2 separate regions of the Homo sapiens genome follow, and region 1 is linked to region 2. A link is a contact called in ENCODE Hi-C data. All regions are on one chromosome and are shown on one strand. Each heading gives the region's core, a stretch centred on a gene start or an enhancer-like site at or near the end of the contact. The rest is flanking DNA. Distances are from core to core; before and after follow the strand shown. Region 1 overlaps SREK1 (splicing regulatory glutamic acid and lysine rich protein 1). Region 2 holds the start of MAST4 (microtubule associated serine/threonine kinase family member 4).

Evidence for each region. Hi-C counts contacts between places; a loop is a spot of excess contacts on that map. Pooled maps may share reads with other maps.
Region 1: a loop to region 2 is called in a map of sigmoid colon, with 7 times the contacts of the local background. The contact joins the enhancer-like site here to the promoter of MAST4 in region 2. A Hi-C loop is called at or near these places in 1 of 168 maps with a recorded cell type or tissue (sigmoid colon) and 8 of 50 pooled maps.

The regions. Positions count from the first base shown.
Region 1 is chr5:66,169,185-66,174,402 of GRCh38, forward strand. It overlaps SREK1 (splicing regulatory glutamic acid and lysine rich protein 1), which reads left to right. Exons shown (of 12, transcript NM_001077199.3): 8 at 867-986; 9 at 1,401-1,763. Among named protein-coding and RNA genes, the nearest start is that of SREK1, 27 kb to the left of the region's middle. Within about 2 kb of position 2,952, at least 4 of the 41 ENCODE cell types and tissues checked have a DNase peak (open chromatin) inside an H3K27ac peak, as active enhancers do.
Region 2 is chr5:66,592,755-66,598,079 of GRCh38, forward strand. It overlaps MAST4 (microtubule associated serine/threonine kinase family member 4), which reads left to right and starts at 3,639. Exons shown (of 29, transcript NM_001164664.2): 1 at 3,639-4,264. The coding sequence starts at 3,902. RefSeq lists silencers at 3,275-3,474, 4,085-4,224, 4,235-4,384.

The sequences.
Region 1 (5,218 bases), core at 1,702-4,201, 420 kb before region 2:
TTCAGTGAGAAAGGGGGCCTAGTCCAAATTGGAATAACAGTTACTTTTCCTGCAATTAAACGTTTCCTGCAGTTAACAGTTTCTTTTCATACAGGTTGAGACTCACAAATTTGAAAATCTGAAATTCAAAAGGCTTCAAAACTTTTTGAGCGCTTTCGTGATGCTCAAAGGAAATGCTCACTGGAGCATTTTGGATTTTTCAGTTGTGTGTTTGGGATGCTCAACCAGTTTTATGCGTGTGTATATATAGAATGCAAATATTCGAAAATCTCCAAAAATGTGAAATTCAAAACACTTTTGGTTCCAAGCATTTCACATAAGGGATACTCAACTGGTAGCTATGATTATAGTTACAGCTATAAAATCAAGGCATTGCAAATCCAATATTTGATTATATCTAGTTTTAACTTATGAGTAATGATTTTTATTTTCCTGTCACAGTGGCGCTGTCATTAGGACTGTGCTTCCTTTTATATATTCTTTTTGTTTGTTATGACAGACAGCACACATTCACAGGAACTACTCAACCACGTAACCACTACTCCCTGTCATGATGTGTTATGACCAGATTACATGCAAGTCAACAGGGAAAAATCTTCTATACTGATTTGAGGCATAAAATGACTAGCAAAAGCCACATCTGAAAATATACGAAATAACTGTTAAATTCTTTGTTTCTGTCTCTGTTCTAGACAATGAAATATCCGGTAAAGTTTCCAGTAAATGTATTTCAGATTATGTAACTAAAGTATTATTTAAGAGAAATTTTTAAAATATTGTTAAATACTGTTAGGATAGATTTTAAATTTTCTTGTTTGAAAGATCGTAAATTAAGTTTTGATATTCTAACAATTTTTTTTCTTTAGGAGTAGATCCCATAATAGATCACGTTCAAGACAGAAAGACAGACGTAGATCTAAGAGCCCACATAAAAAACGCTCTAAATCAAGGGAGAGACGGAAGTCAAGGAGTCGTTCGCATTCACGGTGAGTTTTAGAGAAATTAACAATAATTTTTTTTTCCTCAGAGTTCTGTTAGTGCTAAGGGATAATATTTTAATTGGCTTCATTTGTTAAAAATCTGTTGTGGTTTAGGTTTTTAATGAGAGAAATTAAACCTTTTTTATTGTTTTAGTAATCTAGGATTAATATTGATTGCCAGTGATCTGAATCTGATGTCAGTGTGACTCATGAGGTTTCCAAACTACTCAGTTCAGCTTGCGTAGTATGAATAGCTTTGTTTAGCAGCTTCTTGTACACCTGAGCTATATAAAAATGTATATGTAAATGTCTGTAGGTACTATAAATTGTCTTGTGTTGGTAATTGTTGAAGAGAGAGAGGTCTTTTTGGAGGAGGTAGAACTATTTTAGTTATGAATTTATTTATTTTTGTTTTTAAAGGGACAAGAGAAAAGACACTCGAGAAAAGATCAAGGAAAAGGAAAGAGTGAAAGAGAAAGACAGGGAAAAGGAGAGAGAGAGGGAAAAGGAACGTGAAAAAGAAAAGGAACGGGGTAAAAACAAAGACCGGGACAAGGAACGGGAAAAGGACCGGGAAAAAGACAAGGAAAAGGACAGAGAGAGAGAACGGGAAAAAGAGCATGAGAAGGATCGAGACAAAGAGAAGGAAAAGGAACAGGACAAAGAAAAGGAACGAGAAAAAGACAGATCCAAAGAGATAGATGAAAAAAGAAAGAAGGATAAAAAATCCAGAACACCACCCAGGAGTTACAATGCATCGCGAAGATCTCGTAGTTCCAGCAGGTTTGATAATGCTTAAAATTTTTACAAAGGGATTTGCTGATGACAATTGGAAACAAAATTTTTTACGGAGGGAGAAAAGGTTACTGTACGCAAGTGGAACCTGTAAAGTAATATAAGAACATTTTCTCCTAATTTCAGAGTAAACATTTCTCTAGCAGAGTGGGGAAAGAGATGATACTGGGCAACATTATTTGAAGAGTTTTAGCTATTCTTTGTAACCACTATTTTAATAGAATAATAATAATTGTTATTTTCTTAGAGGGTGGGATGGCAGGGAAAGGTACTTTTTTTAAAAAGCACATTAAGAATTTGCGTCTTAGGCTTTTTCCTGAACTTTTTTTGAATGGTGTGATTAATTTTAATATGTAAAATGATTGCTGAAGTTGCAGTGTTAGCCCTCTTTGTCACCTAAGTTAATTTTTATCCTTATTTTGTTAAGTGCATAACATTTAAATTTTGGTCGTGTTTTATTTTGTCAGTTTTAAGGGTTAGAGTTTTTCCTTAGGACCGTGATTTCAGTTTATTAATAGCTTTACTACCACCAGGTGGCAGCAAGTTGCCATAGTAACAGCTGTACAATGAGAACAACTTTTGAGATTTAAGATTATCTAAACCCACATCCTTTACTTCAGATGATACCATGACTGTAAATGGAAGTTCCTAACTTATACTACACTATCTTAAAAATACTAAATATATATATTAGCAAATTTTTGAAGATTTTTAAAGATGGTTTTTTAATAGAAAATAATTTGAGATAAAGGAATATATGTTTCCCATTTTTAAAACTTGTGCTTTAGTAGTTTATTTTTAATACCAGCCTTTGACTAGATAATAAAAGATAATCGTAGACATTTATTGTGCACTTTACTGTATGCCAGACATGATGTCAGTAGACTTTTTCATGTCTCACCTTATTTAATCCTCACAACAGGCCTGGGAGAAGATTATTATCATCACTGTTTTAAAACATGAGGAAGCTGACGCTCTGTATGAGAAGTATAGTAGCCCTTTTCCTTTATTTTAGAGATTAAGTTTGAGAATTCTCTAGTACTTGTACTTACTTTTAAAAACTACCTCAGAAGCATAAAGTTGAAAGCAGTAGTATATGTTAAAACAAGGCTCAAAATAAACAGATCACTGCTGGATTTCAGCACATTGAACCACAGATTGAAGAATTAATGTAACCTCCTTTGCTGTGGGTACTGGTTTGAGCCTTGTAACCACACCTTTACTGCAAAGTGATTTTATTGATTCTGTGTCACACATGCCTTTGTGTTTCTGTGATTGTTTAGACATTACCTTTCACAGCACCAAATACTATTTTCATTCCTTTTTAATAACGAATTTACTTTTTTTGATGACATGGGAATGTTTAACTTTTTCTCGGGCCATTTTAAGTTGTTTGGTGTAGAGGAAAGTTCAAGTGTTCACATTCATTCCTAAATATATATGTATATATTTTTTGAAACAGAGTCTTGCTCATCGCCCAGGCTGGAGTGCAGTGTCATGATCTTGACCCACTGCAACCTCCCCCTCCTCGGTTCACGTGATTCTTGTACCTCAGCCTCCCGAGTAGCTGGGATTACAGGTGTGCACCACCATGCCTGGCTAATTTTTGTATTTTTAGTAGAGATGGAGTTTCACCATATTGGCCAGGTTGATCTTGAACTCCTGGCCTCAAGTGATCTGCCCTCCTTGGCCTCCCAAAGTGCTGGGATTACAGGCATCAGTCACTGCACCTGGCTCAAATACATTCTTCAGTAACAACTGGGGCCTTGAGAATAAAAGATGACTGACATTAGTTTATAAAGGCAGCAGTTTGGAATGTTTCATGCTTTCAGAAGAGCTTGGTAAAGAGTTACAATTTCTTTGAATTTTTTTTTTTTTTTTTTTTTTTTTAGACAGAGTGTCACTTTGTCACCCAGGCTAGAATGCAGTGGCACAATATCTGCTCACTGCAACCTCTGCCTCCTGGGTTCAGCGATTCTCCTGCCTTAGCTTCCTGAGTAGCTGGAATTACAGGCGTGTGCCACCACACTCAACTGATTTTTGTATTTTATTTAATAGAGATGGGGTTTCACCATGTTGGCCAGGCTGGTCTCAAACTCCTGACCTCAGGTGATCCACCCGCCTCAGCCTCCCAAAGTGCTGGAATTACAGACGTGAGCCGCCACCGCCCCCAGCCAAGAGTTACAATTTCTTGTCTTTTAGCATTTTTCTGCTTTTCAAATGTTCTGATTTGTTTACTAAATGGAGAATATTTTAACTGTTCAAAAAATAGTTAATATTTTTATTTCTAACATTGTCTCCTAATTTATACTTTTAAAGAAAATGATATTAAATAATTTTTTAATGCTTAAATTTACTGTCATTAAAGGTGATACCAAGAAAGGGAAGGAAAAAACAATATTTATTGAGCACCTACTCTGTGTCACACTCTATGCTTTGCACATTACAGATTTTATCCTAAATCCTCAACAACCTAATAAAACTTGAATTATTAATTGTCTTTATTTTTCAGTTGAAAAACAGATTAGGTTAAGTAATATGATCCTGGTTGTATAGCTGGGTAAGGTGTATAACTCAAATTTAAGTCTAAATCTCACCAACTTTAGTTGTTAATACAATTTCTTTCTCAAGTAATTGTCTAGATTGCTGTCTATGGAGACTTTCCTCTCATTATCGTCAGCTAGTAGGTATTAGACATCCACTTGTACATAGTGCTTTCTGAACAAATAAGTAAAAGAATTACACTGATAAAGGCAGAGCGATTTTGTGTAATCTTAAAGTCTGGAATACGCTGACATTCACATGCTTTGAAAAAAGTATTTTTGGTTCTTAGGCTGAGCTGTTAAGAGAATGTCATTGATGTAATCAAATAATGTATCTAATTTCCACATTAGAAGTGTAATTGTGGAGTGTCTTGGGAATAAAAGTGGGTAATGGAGGAGAGAGTCTTAGGTAGAGGTAGAATTGAGTTGTGTTCTCAGAGTTCTTGAGCTTTGTATTTTAATACATATTATATATACCGTGTGAGCATTTTTTATTTTAGAAATGAAAAACTTAAATTATTTTATTAGTCTCTTAGAATCAGTTTCCTGAAATGGTAAGGATAACATGAATTCCAGAGGATTTGGTTTTTTAGCTATGTGGTCACTGATTATCAGAACTTGTGAGATAGATCATTGGGTATGTCCTCGTACCATATCCCTTAAATTATAGACCTAGTGAAGTTCATTGTTTCTGAGTTGAAGTAGTTTAGAATATGTATCATTTGCTAATCTGATAAGCAAAATGGTTTTTAATAATAATAACGTAATCTATTTTATAATTATTCCTGTCATATTTACTTTTCAGATTGTAACTGTTTTGCTTACATCTAAGCAACTTGTACACTAAATTTTAAATTAATAGAACAACAGTAATGAAATGATAGGAGGTTGGAGGGAAAA
Region 2 (5,325 bases), core at 2,389-4,888:
TCCCAACCTGATGTTTGGGAGAAAGGTCATGACACTGGGAGTAGACTTAAGGGTATGATGACTTTGCTGGAACATCGTCCATCTGGCAGAGACAGCTTGACATTCACAATAGGCCTCACCTACACAGCAGAGACTGGCAGAGACAACAGAGACTCCCAGAGGAAATGTCTCCCGTCACTTCTGAGAAAAACATAGAAACCGGAGGGGGGCATTCAATCACAAAACACAATGAATACTTACCGGATTCCCAGGGGTGCTGTCCTTGAATCAAATACTTTGTGAGCATGTCTCACAGAACACATGGAAACTGATTACCTTGGAGTACACCGACCTTGTCTCTCCTCGCCTTAGGCTAGTCTGGTTCTGTCATGTGACGCTACACTATTGGCTTTTCAGGAGTTGTGATGATGTTGTTTTTATTTTTCTGGCTCCTGCCTATGGTGACACTGCAGAGAAAAACCTGTGCTTTCACACTCACCTCTGGTCCCACAGTCTCCAACACTAGACACGTTTATAAAAAGGTCTCTTGGAGGGGGCACATTTCTGACCACTGAGGAAAATATTTATTATTTAATTAACAAGATAGGAAAGTTGAACTTCAGGATTTGGATAAATCAAAACTGATTTTGGTCCAGTGGTTTGGCCACACCCCAGGAAATTTATCCATGGGTCTAACTAGGATACTTTTGGGGAACTATCCTGACTCTCTAGTCATCTTCTATTTATAGTTATCCTTTGAGTTGGCCATGTTCTGGTCTGGATACTCTTAGCCTGAACTACAGTTTATTTCCCTCACAGGTGGGTGTGGAGATGAACAAGTACACTTTTAAACTGCAAGTTTTGAAGTAGAGTTTGAAATCTATTTAGTGGACTACAACTAGCATCTTTATTTTTAATAAAATATAAATTTCAGGGTGCATTGCTTAAAGGATGGGTAAGTATTGTCTCATGACATTTTATTTGTATTTGTACATATGCATATGTGTCATGAGTTCCAGTGTGAAATATATTTCTTATTTGAGGTTCAGGTTTAAAAAGTTCAAGAAATACTGATCTAGTACTTGACTTTGATCTGTAGAGGTTAAGAGCACAAATGCTGGGACCAAATGTTCAAATCTGAATCCTGGGTCCATCATTTGCTAGCTGTGTGACTTTAGCTGAATTACTTAACTTCTCTGTCATAGTTTTCACATATTTCACAAATATGATATGAGAATAGTAATAGTAGCTACCTCATTGGGCTGGTATGAGAATTGAGTATATTAACATTTTAAAGTGCTTAAAATCCTGCCTGGCACATAGTAAGTACCTTAAAAATGTTTGTGGGAAAAACAAATATGTTCCTCAAGTATTTTCTTTTACAGATTGAATCAATACAGCAAAGTTTCTTCCCTATGGATATTTATAATATGGTATATATATATATTTGAAAAAGCTGTCTGTTTTGAGTGGCATTGTATTAATACTAGAATGCCTAGGAAAGACAGCCTTGGAATCAGGTTGCTGGGTTCCAAACCACAGCTCCACTGCTTACTTGCTGTGTGACCTTTGCAGATCCTCAGTTTCTTAATCAATAAAGTGGGACTAATAGAATCTGTTTCACAAGGTTGTTGCCAGGATTAAATGAGACCATCCAGAGAAGATGCAGAGGACTCAGGCGATAATAACTATTGTCATTCTTGCTGTCGGTTATTCAGACCATGACCTTGCTTCTTATTTCCCTATGTACTGAAAAGCAACTCCTCCTCTTCTTTTATGTGCATGGCTGAAATTGTCATTTCAGTTCAGCTCTGGTGAATCAACCACGTAGGGGCTCAGATAAAGACCAGAACTCCTAAATAGGAAAGTAATTGTGAGGCCCGGGTTAAATTCGGACTGCCCCACTGTGCTCTCTCTTTAGCCTTGCTCTCACAACTTAGCTGCCACTAGACTTGACCTTTTGCCTCAGCAGGTCTTCATATCCCTGTGAATAATTCAGAAGCGTCACAATGAAAGCCTGACAACCGGAGTCCATTTTGCAGTATGGCTGTCTGAAGCAAGATAGACAAAACGTATTTCCTTCCCCTTCATCTTGAGGGGAGGAAACTGATCAGGACAAAGGTTGCTGTCCAATATGATGAAGCCCTCTGTGTGATGTATCACTTGTAAATACCATGATAGCATGAAAGGCTCATTAGCTGAAGGGGCTTTCAATTAGGGTCCTCCAGTTTTTAAGGACCTTTGGCAAGGCTGCTCTGACAAAGAGAAATCTAAGATGCTCAAGGACCTGCTACTGTTTTTCTGTAACTCTTTCCTCTTCTCCCTCACACATTTTTCCTGTATCACTTATCACAGCTTCTAAAATGGATAAGGGAGCTATATTATGCAGTATCAATCTCTCGCTTGACCATAAGCTGCTCAAGGGCAGGGGACCTGACTTATTAATCTTTGTATCCCCTGCACCTGGCACACATCTCCATCAACGTACATGGAACTGAGGCGGTTGAATTTACATCCCAGGTCACTGTGCCAGAGCTCAGAATGGGACTAGAGCTGAAGGCAAGAGAGGAATCATTTATTTCCCACTGCTGAGCTGAGTGCTGGCTTCCAAGGAAATTCCAGTCACCGGACAGGCAGCATCCTCCAGCCCCAGGGAAGGACTTAAGGGTACTCTATTGGTACCTTTAGTGAAAGTTCTTTCTCCTAGTTCTTAGAGGTAAGGAAAATGAAGCAACCTGTCCTGTATCCTGTTGGTTTACAACCCAGGGCTAGGAGAATGTACATTGGAAAGTGAATCCTTTTCATCCTCTGCTTAGCTGATCATACCGAGACAGACAATTTGAGTAGGACTACAGAGCTTGGTCCTAATTAAATACAAGGACATACTTTTTTATCTTCCTCCCTATCAAAAGGTTCAAGTCTCAGACTTAACTTTTTAGTTTACAAACAGAAATAAAGACAGGAAATAGTCTTTTAAAAACGCTCCGTGTATCCAAGCCAGGCACTTTGCTGATGCATTATATATATTTGCTCTAAGCCTGCCAAGACCAGTAGTAATGTAGCCATTTACAGTTGAGGAAACTGAGGCCCAAAGAGCTTAAACGGAAAAGCAGAGATTAGAGGTCACTCCCCTTTGGGTCCGCTCACTATACCACGAAGTTTCTGTCCTTTTCCTCCAACACGCTGGTGAGTCCGTGTGCGTGGGTGACTGTGTGTGTGTGGTTCCTTTTTTCCCTATAGAGCCCTCCTTCTTGTCCGTTTTCTTGATTCCACTTTTTGGAGACAAAGTCCAGTTCTTCTCCAAGGTCTCACCATCCGCTCGCCGTCTCCCTCTGACGTCCCAAGGACGGTCAGCCACTCCCCCGCTAAGTTCGGAGTCTCAGCCCTTGGCTCCGATTCTGGGCTCCGCCCCCACCCTCCGGGGACCCCCGCCTGGTCCCTGTCCCCTGCGCCCAGGCGCTCCAGCGGGACCACGGCCCGCGCCCGGGCCCCGCCTCCCCTACCTGAGGCCCTCATGGCCGGAGGCGTCGCAGCCTCCGCCCACCAGCGCGCCTGCCCTGCCATTGGCTCTGCGGGCTGCCCGTCTCCTTGCTCCGTCCCGGAGGCAGGTTTTGCAAGGAGAAGCCGCAGTACCCGCGGCTCGGGTGCAGCGCGGGAGCACAGTGGAGCGCAGATCGCGGACCCGAGCGGGCATGTCCCCGCGCGCGGGAGCCTCCGTTTGCGGCCGGGCCCGGGCGGCTGTGAACTTAGCAGCGGGCTCCTGCGGCCCCGTCACTGCCATGTAGTCGCTGGCGGGGCTCCCTGCAGCCCGGGAGCGGCAGTGCCAGTGAGCCTGAGCCCAGGAGCCCGCGTCTTCCCCGGGAGGCGCTGAGTGCGCGCCGCGCCCCCGCCGCTCGGGAGGCACTTTGGGCCAGACAGGGAAATGGGGGAGAAAGTTTCGGAGGCGCCAGAGCCGGTGCCCCGCGGCTGCAGTGGCCACGGCAGCCGGACTCCAGCCTCTGCGCTGGTCGCCGCGTCCTCTCCGGGTGCTTCCTCGGCCGAGTCCTCCTCGGGCTCAGAAACTCTGTCGGAGGAAGGGGAGCCCGGCGGCTTCTCCAGAGAGCATCAGCCGCCGCCGCCGCCGCCGTTGGGAGGCACCCTGGGCGCCCGGGCGCCCGCCGCGTGGGCTCCGGCAAGCGTGCTGCTGGAGCGCGGAGTCCTTGCGCTGCCGCCGCCGCTTCCCGGAGGAGCTGTGCCGCCCGCGCCCCGGGGCAGCAGCGCGTCCCAGGAGGAGCAGGACGAGGAGGTGGGCCTTTCCCCAGCTTGCCCACTCTGGGTTCCGGCAGCCGGGCGACCGTAGTTTCCCATCCTGCGCACAGGCAGTGGGCAGGAGAGCGCTGTGGCCTGGAGATAGGGAGGGACCCCAAGCGCTCTGCCCCGAGCACGGGACAACGATAGTTAGGAGCCCCCCTGTGGGTTATTGACTTCCCTGTGGCTGTTACCCCCGTGTGTGTGTCTCAGTGTGCTGCCTGATGGTGTGTTTTTAAAATGTCAGAGAAGCAAACTCCTTCGTGTTTGTATCTGACTTGGTTGATCTGTGAAAGGATGCGATCTGGACATCTGGCGTGTCCCCACAACTCACCTCTGATTCTCCAAAGTGGGCGTTGTTTCCCACCGAAGCGCTTGGGCCGAGGGGCAGGGAGTTGAGGGGGAGAAATGGTGCCTTGGGGGTAAGAGGCAGGAGTAGGGTGGGGGGCAGCGGTAGCCGCGGAGTTGCCTGCGGAGGTTTCAGTGGCGCCAGCCCCCTGGGATCGCCCGCGGGTGGTTTTGGCGCGTCCCCGCAGCGTCGGTCCTCTGGGAGAAGAGGACTCCCCGCGCTCCCTCGGTGGCGCTGGCGTGCGCGCCTGCAGCTCCCGTTCAGACTTGTTTCCAGCTTGTCCAGATGAACGCTTGTCACCAAACCGAGTACAGATCGTCTTACCTTTTGCGGGGCGGAGCGGGGTGGGGGATCTGTATCTGCCCAGTTTCCTGGAAGGATGTTCCTCCAGAACTTGTGGGTCGCTTCCTGACACACTGAGCATAGGACTCTGGTGTCCTTCTGGCTGCTCTGTCCGGCTTATTTTCTGCTTTTGGAGGACAGTTAAAGAAGTGTACAATTCTTCACGTCTCAGAGCCAGACTCAGTTTAAAAAAAAAAAAGATTGTTTGCTTTGGACGTTTCTTGTGGGGAAGTCATCTTGATCAGGCAGGGCCACAAATAAAACATCACCTTAACATAGACTTATTGTGAAATTAATTCCTGAGTGCCAGTGTTGTATTTTCCTCATCTTGGATGGGGTTAGCTTTAGTAAATAATTGCCTTTGTCCC